2 separate regions of the Homo sapiens genome follow, and region 1 is linked to region 2. Evidence: read pairs that join two places in POLR2A ChIA-PET (ENCODE). Cell type or tissue: CD4-positive, alpha-beta T cell. All regions are shown on one strand. Links, peaks and the distances in the headings refer to the core of each region. The heading gives the core; the rest is flanking DNA.

Region 1 (4,383 bases), core at 288-4,287, 89 kb before region 2:
ATTGTTAGTAGCCATCTTTGAAGGCTGCTGACCTCCGTGTCTTTCTTTCTGTGTTTAATAGTATGCCTAGAATAATAATACCACCTAGAATATTATATAATAATGCCTAGAATATTATAGAAAAATAATATCAGACGTATTATTTTTATGATGATAGATATTTTTTTAAATAATGCAATAAATTGTGGGAAACTTGTTGGTTGGACCAAGAATCTACAGAAATAAGTGAAACCTGGCTGGACGCGGTGACTCATGTCTGTAATCCCAGCACTTTGAGAGGCTGAGGTGGGCAGATCACTTGAGATCAGGGGTTCAGGACCAGCCTTGGCCAACATGGTGAAAACCGTCTCTACTAAAAATACAAAAATTAGCCAGGCATGGTGGCAGGCAATTGTAATTCCAGCTACTTGGGACGCAGAGGTGGAAGAATCGCTTAAACCCGGGAGGCGGAGGTTGCAGTGAGCCGAGATCGCGCCAGCCACTGCACTCCAGCCTGGACGATGGAGCGAGACTCTGTCCCTGTCCCGCCCCCTCCAAAAAAAAGACACAGCAAAAGAAAAGACACAGAGAAGAAGAGAAGGCCAGAGACTGGAGCCAAGAGACATCAAGAGCCCCCAGAAGCTGGAGGAGGCAAGAAAGGATTCTCCCATAGAACCTTCAGAGCCAACAAGGCCCTGCTGGCATCTTTGTTTTGAACATCTGGCCTCCGGAACTGTGAGAAAATAAGCGTCTGTTATTTTTAGCCACCAAGTTTGTGAGAATTTATGACAGCAGCTCTAGAAAATGAACACAGACATAGACAGAGAGAGGGAGACTGATCTGAATGTAGATGGAGATGTGGATATAGTTGCAGATAGAGGATAAGCTACCAATAAGGATATAGCAGCCCCTATGGTGTAGGTATAGATTAGGATAGAGCTGTGGGCGTAGACATGGATATAGACATAAACATCAATGTAGACATAGATATTACTGTGGATATAGACATAGAAGGAGATAAAATAGACCTTGAAGGGCCGGGCACGGTGGCTCACGCCTGTAATCCCAGCACTTTGGGAGGCTGAGGTGGGCGGATCACCTGAAGTTAGGAGTTCGAGACCAGCCTGGCCAACATGGTGAAACCCCATCTCTACTAAAAACACAAAAATTAGCCAGACGTGGTGGCCCACGCCTGTAGTCCCAGCTACTCGGGAGGCTGAGGCAAGAGAATCACTTGAACCCGGGAGACGGGGGTTGCAGTGAGCCAAGATCGCACCACTGCACTCCAGCCTAGGCAACAGAGCAAGACTCCATCTCAAAAACAACAAACAAACCGAAAAAACAGACCTTGAGGAAAGCTTGAGGAAGGAATGGGGTCACCTGGGCTAACTATGGGCCATTGCCAACAGGAGGTCACAGCAGATGTCATGGAGACAGCCTCCTACAAACGCTCCACAGCTAAGCTCTTCAGGTTTTCTGGAAAATCCCAAGTATCAGAAATTGCTTTCTTGGTTGGGCACAGTGGCTAATGCCTGTAATCCCAACACCTTGGGAGGCCAAGACAGGAAGATTGCTTGAGGCCAGGAGTTCAAGACCAGCCTGGGCAACATAGCAAGACCTGTCTCTTAAAAAAAAAAAAAAAAAAAAAAGCTTTCTTTCACTCCTCCAGTCATCCTGCTCTTTTCTAGTTTCTGGATAATCAATTTGACCCCCAAAATGTGAAAACACAATTCATTGTTTTCAGTCAAAAGTTGTATTTTTCTTTTCTTTTTGAGACAGAGTCTTGCTCTGTTGCCCAGACTGGAGTGCAATGGCGTGATTATGGCTCACTGTAGCCTTGACCTCCTGGCCTGTAGTGATCCTCCCGTGTTAGTCTGCCAAGGAGCTGGGATTACAGGTGTGAGCCAGGGCACCCAGACTTCAGTATGAAGTTTTCTCTCCCTTCTCTTACCTTTCTCATATAAATCCTGTTTTGCTTTTGAACGTTGACAACAGTCCTATGACCATCTCCCTCCCCTTTGCATGCCAGTGTCCAAAACAAAATCAGATCCAATGAATAAATATTTAAAAGTTTGTTGTCATTAAAAAAAAGTGGGGACAGGGCACAATCCAGGAGACCTCAACCCAGGTAGTAAGAAGCTCAGAGGCATGTTGTTACAGGATGGCTGAGAAAGCAAAAATCAGGAAGTGGTTTAACCTTTACAGTGACTGTCTATACAGTGGAGGTTTCCAGATTGCACGGGACTGGTTAAAAGCAATCCTCTTATATCATTTGGGGAAGGCAACTTAAGTTTCGTTTATGATTATCAGAGGCATTTGTAAGAAATAACCTAAGCTGGCTGGGTGCGGTGGCTCACCCCTGTAATCCCAGCACTTTGGGAGACTGAGGCAGACAGATCACTTGAGGTCAGGAGTTTGAGACCAGCCTGAGCAACATGGTGAAACCCCGTCTCTACTAAAAAAAAAAAAATACAAAATACAAAAATTAGCAGGGCGTGGTGGTGCGTGCCTGTAATCCCAGCTACTTGGCAGGCTGAAGCACAAGAATTGCTTGAACCCCGGAGATGGAGGCTGCAGTGAGCAGAGATCATGCCACTATACTCCAGCCTGGGTCACAGAGCAAGATTCCATGAAAGAAAGAAAGAAAGAAAGAAAGAGAGAAAGGAAAGGAGAAAGGAAAGAAAGGGAGAGAGATAGCCGGGCGTGGTGGCTCACGCCTGTAATCCCAGCACTTTGGGAGGCCAAGGTGGGCGGATCACGAGGTCAGGAGATTGAGACCATCCTGGCTAACATGGTGAAACCCCGTCTCTATTAAATATACAAAAAATTAGGTGGCGGGCGCCTGTAGTTCCAGCTACTCGGGAGGCTGAAGCAGGAGAATGGCGTGAACCCAGAAGGCGGAACTTGCAGTGAGCCGAGATCGCACCACTGAACTCCAGCCTGGGCGACAGAGCCAGACTCCATCTCAGAAAAAAAAAAAAAAAACAAGGGAGAGAGATTGAGAGAGAGATCGAGATCTAAGTTGAGTTTCGCTTACATTCAAAAGTCAGAGTACCTTAGGTTTTGCTTATGTGGCCTGATTTTGTCTTCTTGGGGAATTCTCAGTCCGGATCCACCCCCCCTAGTTTTGTGTGTGTGTGTGTGAAACAGGGTCTCGCTCGGTTGCCCAGGCTGGAGTGAATGGCACGATCGCAGCTCACTGTAGCCTTAACCTCCTGTGCTCAGGTGATCCTGTTGCCTCAGCCTCGCAAGTAGCTGGGACCACAGGCATGCACCACTTTGTGCAGCTAATTTTTTTTTTTTTACTTTTATAGAGATGGAGTCTTGCCATGTTGCCCAGGCTGGTCTCAAACTCCTGGGCTCAAGGATCCTCCCAATTTGGCCTCCCAAAGTGTTGAGATTACAGGTGTGAGCCACTGCGCCTGGCTCCCCCCATTTTATTTTAACAACTTTCCCCTTTTGACATAGCAAGCTGAGGGGGTAATGAAATCGTATAGCATTACTTTCTGGGAGTGCTATTGGCTGGGACAGATGGGTGTATAGTCATTTTTGATAGCTGCATAGTCATCTTAGACATATGTGGTAGAGTCCTTAGGTTCTCCAAGTTGTCTAATGCAGATGGGTGTCATTAGTTGCATCAGTGGCTGTTGAGAGGCATTGGAAACCCTTAAGAGGATGCAACTCCCAGGGAGGTTAATATCATGACTAGGAGGAGAATAATATAGCCAAGGGTTGGAAAATTCACCAGAGGAGAGATTCCCAGGAGCCAAGATGTAACCAACTAAATAAATAAATGGAAAAAGTATCACCTATCTGATAAGATTTACATCTGTTCTTTAAAATCCTCTGAAGTGTGGGCAAAAATTCTTGATATATTAACACAGAAATGACAGCTTCATTCATTATACCTCCTTTTTGGGCAGTTAGAGTAGCTCAGACTCATACATTTTGTGAAATTATTGAAGCAAGGCTAGAAACCTCGGTTTGTAAGCCTTGGAGGAAATTAACAGTGTCATTGAAGTTTTTTTCTAAAGTTTTAGAGCATTTATAATAGCCCCTTCCTTCCTTCCTTCTTTTTCTTTTTCTGTTTCTGTTTTTGTTTTTTGATATGGAGTCTTGCTCTCTTGCCCAGGCTGGAGTGCAGGAGTGCAGTGGCATGATCTTGGACCACTGCAACCTCCCCTTCCTGGGTTCAAGCAATTCTCCTGCCTCAGCCTCCCAAGTACCTAGGACTACAGGTGTGCACCACCACACCCAGCTAATTTTAGTATTTTTAGTAGAGACGAAGTTTCACCATGTTGGCCAGGCTGGCATTGAACTCCTTACCTCAAGTGATCCACCCGCCTCGGCCTCCCAAAGTGCTGGGATTACAGGTGTCAGCCACTGTGCCTGGCCCATAATAGC
Region 2 (4,383 bases), core at 184-4,183:
CGCCGCTTCCTCACATCTGTGCTCCGTGCCCTCTTCCCTGCCTCTTCCCTCGCCCACCTGCCTGCCCCCATACTCCCCCAGCGGAGAGCATGATCCGTGCCCTTGCTTCTGACTTTCGCCTCTGGGACAAGTAAGTCAATGTGGGCAGTTCAGTCGTCTGGGTTTTTTCCCCTTTTCTGTTCATTTCATCTGGCTCCCCCCACCACCTCCCCACCCCACCCCCCACCCCCTGCTTCCCCTCACTGCCCAGGTCGATCAAGTGGCTTTTCCTGGGACCTGCCCAGCTTTGAGAATCTCTTCTCATCCACCCTCTGGCACCCAGCCTCTGAGGGAAGGAGGGATGGGGCATAGTGGGAGACCCAGCCAAGAGCTGAGGGTAAGGGCAGGTAGGCGTGAGGCTGTGGACATTTTCGGAATGTTTTGGTTTTGTTTTTTTTAAACCGGGCAATATTGTGTTCAGTTCAAGCTGTGAAGAAAAATATATATCAATGTTTTCCAATAAAATACAGTGACTACCTGATTTGGCTCCTCTCCTCCTGTCTCAGTTTCTGGCCTGCCCCCCTCCAACACACATACACACCAACCCCAGCACTGACTCCTTTGGCCCAGAGGTGGAAGAGCCTCTCCTCAAAGCTGGCTCTGAAGCTGTGTCCAGTCAGTGCAGCCCAGTGGACGCCTCTGAACCACAGTTCTGATCCCAGCTAGATCGCAGGGTCATCAACGGCAGGGTCCTGTCCTAGAGATAGTCGCACAAATGGACTGAAAGGCGGGGACTGAGAAGGCTCCTCTGAGGCAGGCCCATCATGCCATGGGAGCACACAGAGAAGGGGTCAGCCCAGTCAGGTGGCAGGACTGAGCTGAGACCTACCTGAAAGATGGGCAGTCCCCTAGCCGGGTAGGGGAAGGACGGAAGGGCATTCCAGTTCGGGGGGACGACATGTATGGAAGCCCTGAGGCAAGAGAAGCCCAGACATCAAGGAACTGAAGGAAATCCAGCGAGACTGGGTGAGAGCCCCGAGCAGCTTGGAGCCCAGCCGGGTGAAGAGAGGAAGGCAGGGGCAGGCCCTGCAGTGGGTGAGCCTCTTGATGCTTTGGGGAGAGGGGTGGCATTCACTGCTTTAGTCTCACAGGCAGCCAAAACATGCCAAGTTTGGATCTACAGTGGTGAGAAAGGCATGGTCCTGAGCTCACAGGGAGGGCACGGGACTCAGTGTTGGTTTGAAGATCTGAAACAAAAAGCCCAAAACAATTGCAAACCACACAAGGCAGAGTACAAACCACTATGCGGTCACAGCCAAATTACAAACCACAGAAAGCTCAACTTTCTCGTGGCAAGTGGGGATGTGAGGAAGAAGCCGCCTCAACAGCGCCCAGTGGCACATTCCTGTAATCCTCCTACTTTGAGAGGCTGAGGCAGGAGGATTGCTTGATGCCAAGAGTTTGAGACCAGCCTGGGCAACATAGCAAGACCCTCCCATTCCAGTGGGGCTATAGTGGAGGGATGGGTCAGAATCCTCAAGGGCTCTTCTCATTCTCCCTCGGGGGAATGGGGAATGAGAGGTTAATAAGCATTGTCTTTAACTTCTGAGCTTCTCACACAGGAGCTGGGCAAGGGTGGAGCAGAGACAGAAGTCAGTGGAATAAAAAGAGGTCCTTCCACTCATCTGCACTTGGCCTCAGAGGGCAGGGGAAGCCTGGCCCAATCCCAGGGCCCTCCTTGTGGCAGAGAGATCAGGCCTCGGCTGGGTTTTCCTGGTGCATCCCAGTCACCGGAGCCAGCGGCGAGGGTGGAGACATTGGGAGTGGCAGGCCATTTTCCAGGGCCCCAGCTTCTGGGCCCCCTTTTCCTGCCACCTGGTTGTGGCTTGGCATTTGGTGGTGCAGTAAAGACGGTAGAGTATAGTGGATAACTTGGGGTCTGAGCAAAAGCACCTGCCTTAGCATTCCGGTTCCAGCACTTACCTGCCTTGTGGCCTTGGGCAGATGCCTTAGAGTTTCTGGACCTCAATGACCCTGTCCACAAAATGGGGGTATAATGGTACCTGCCTCCTGAGCTGAGGATTGGATGAGGCTACAGGAAGGAGGGGGGTGTGCAGTGCTCAGGAAGTGTTCTGTGAGCACCTGCCGCCACTGGCTGGGTGCTTCCTGCTTCATGGGCTGCCTTTGAAGCTCTGCATCCATGAGCTCATCGGAGCCTTAAAGCAACCATTTGGGCTGGATGCCATTAGTTCCCATTTTGCTGACCAGGAAACTGAGGCCCAGAGAAGTGAAGTCACTACTGCAAGGTTATGAAGTAGGAAGTGACACAGCCGGAATCTGAACCAGATCTAACCCTGAGGAGTCCAAGCCCACAGCAGCTGGGCTTTAGGGTAAATGGTAGTTTAAAAACAGACAGACTTCAGGCAGGCCAGAGCCAGAGCCAGTGGGGAGGCCAGGCTGAGGCTGGCGTCCCAGTGGTGGGGTCTGAAATGGGAGCTGCCCCCTTAGCAGTAAGGGTACCTGAGAAAAATTCTGGTCTAGTAGTTGAGTCAAAGATGGGCTGTGGTTTCCCACAGGATTGGGCTCAAATCCCAGGTTGAGACTCACTCACAAGAGTGAGTCTTCGTGCTCACTAAGTCCCAAGGGGCCACCTCTGCCACTTCAATAAACTTGGAGCAGCGATTTAACTTCCCTTGGCCTCCATTTACAAGTCTGCAAAATGGCAAAGGATAATAATCTGTAAAGGAAGACGATACAAATATCCACCAACTTGGGTTGTGCCAAACTTTTTTTTTTTTTTTTTTTTTTTTTTTTTTTTTGAGATGGAGTCTCACTCTTGTCTCCCAGGCTGGAGTGCAATGGCATGATCTCGGTTCACTGCAACCTCTGCCTCCCAGGTTCAAGTGATTCTCCTGCCTCAGCCTCCCGAGTAGCTGGGATTACAGGGTCATGCCACCATGCCCGGCTAATTTTTGTATTTTGGTAGAAACGGGGTTTCACCATGTTAGCCAGGCTGGTCTCTAATTCCTGACCTCAAATGACCTCCGCCTGCCTCAACCTCCCAAAGTGCTGGGATGCCAAACTCTCTCTCTTTTCGCCTCCCCCTACCCCCCCATGCCCCCCCTTCCCCCCCAGCCTAGGCTGGAATGCAGTGGCGCCATCTCGGCTCACTGCAACTTCCGCCTCCCAGGTTCAAGCAATTCTCCTGCCTCAGCCTCCTGAATAGCTGGGATCACAGGCGCCACGCCCCACTAATTTCTTTTGTATTTTAGTAGAGACGGGGTTTCACCGTGTTGCCCAGGCTGGTCTCAAACTCCTGAGCTCAGGCAGTCCGCCCGCCTCGGCCTCCCAAAGTACTAGGATTACAGGCGTGAGCCACCGCGCCCGGCCGTGCCAAACTTTATAGACATCATTTCACTTAGTTCATACCCAGGCTGGATGGACTGATTAAAACGCAGCACCCGCTCAAGGTGTGCGGACCCTGCCCAGGCTTGCCGGCAGGAGTCACTAGAGAAATCTGGCAGTAGAGGAGTGGAGGCCGGGCAGGTGAAGCCTCTTGCACCACACTTACTGGAAGCAGCTGAGCGGGGTCTCAAAGCCCAGCGCACTCGGATCCCAACGCCCACGCCTTCTCCCACCGCATCCCGGTACCCATGCTTCTCAGCGGCCTATAAGTAGTTTCCCCCTTGGGCCCTATGTTTTGAAAGACTTTTACTGCCAGACAGGCTACATTATTAAATAATCATGACTTCCCTTCCCATTTTTTATTAATCAAAGACAAATAGACCGCACTCAGCTTCTAATGGCCCCTGGGCAAGCGCTGAGGGGAGCCGGCTCCAGCCCAAAGAAGAGAAATGCCTAGACCGGGAGTCATTTCCAGTTCAGCCTCGCAGGTCTACCAGACCAGCTCAAAACCTGTCCTGAGAAAGTGACTAGAGAAGGGGACTTACCAGGGATGCCCAACCAGGGCCGCCTGGGATCCTCGGGCTCCCAAGGATCCCCTCACTTCCCAGAGGGTGGCTCTGGGGCCACTCCTGAGTGTCACTCCCAGTGTGACCAGCAGGTGGGGCAATGACCACGGAAGACCCTGAAGAGCTGCAACTCCCAGGCCCAGCCCACGGCATAAATCTGTGTGCGCCGGTGTTTAAGTCCCATTTGTGGGTCAGGCCGGGTGCTAGGGAGATGGGAATGAATAAAAAGAAAGAAATCGTAAAATGAATCAAGTCCCCTTGAGTCCCCCGTTCCCAGCACATCACTTCCTGAGCCCCACCCCAGACTAGGGCAGGCGCCTAGAGCAGTCAGCCTCTGTGTCTGCTGGTTTGAGCCAACTGCAGATCAAAAATATTCAAAACACACAGGGTGCGGTGGCTCAAGCCTATAATCCCAGCACTTTGGGAGGCTGAG

The links. Peaks named below come from ENCODE experiments on the same cell type or tissue, not always from the same donor. Only the 100,000 strongest peaks of a DNase experiment are listed, where the experiment ranks them.
Region 1: POLR2A ChIA-PET joins it to region 2 with 20 read pairs; 12 of 35 experiments call an interaction of 5 or more read pairs at or near these places.

Annotation. Positions count from the first base shown.
Region 1 is chr19:46,520,942-46,525,324 of GRCh38, forward strand. It overlaps the pseudogene PPP5D1P. Among named protein-coding and RNA genes, the nearest start is that of PNMA8B, 27 kb to the left of the region's middle. RefSeq lists a silencer at 1,149-1,328. In CD4-positive, alpha-beta T cell, for the core only: no CTCF peak of the experiment used is centred there; a DNase peak (open chromatin) is centred at 2,200; H3K27ac peaks cover 1,132 bases.
Region 2 is chr19:46,610,263-46,614,645 of GRCh38, forward strand. It overlaps CALM3 (calmodulin 3), which reads left to right. Exons shown (of 6, transcript NM_005184.4): 6 at 1-520. It also overlaps a transcript of PTGIR not described here. Among named protein-coding and RNA genes, the nearest start is that of CALM3, 11 kb to the left of the region's middle. RefSeq lists enhancers at 3,939-3,988, 4,159-4,258. In CD4-positive, alpha-beta T cell, for the core only: a CTCF peak has its summit at 4,057 (motif pointing right); DNase peaks (open chromatin) are centred at 1,259, 2,129 and 4,059; H3K4me3 peaks cover 1,172 bases; H3K27ac peaks cover 2,537 bases.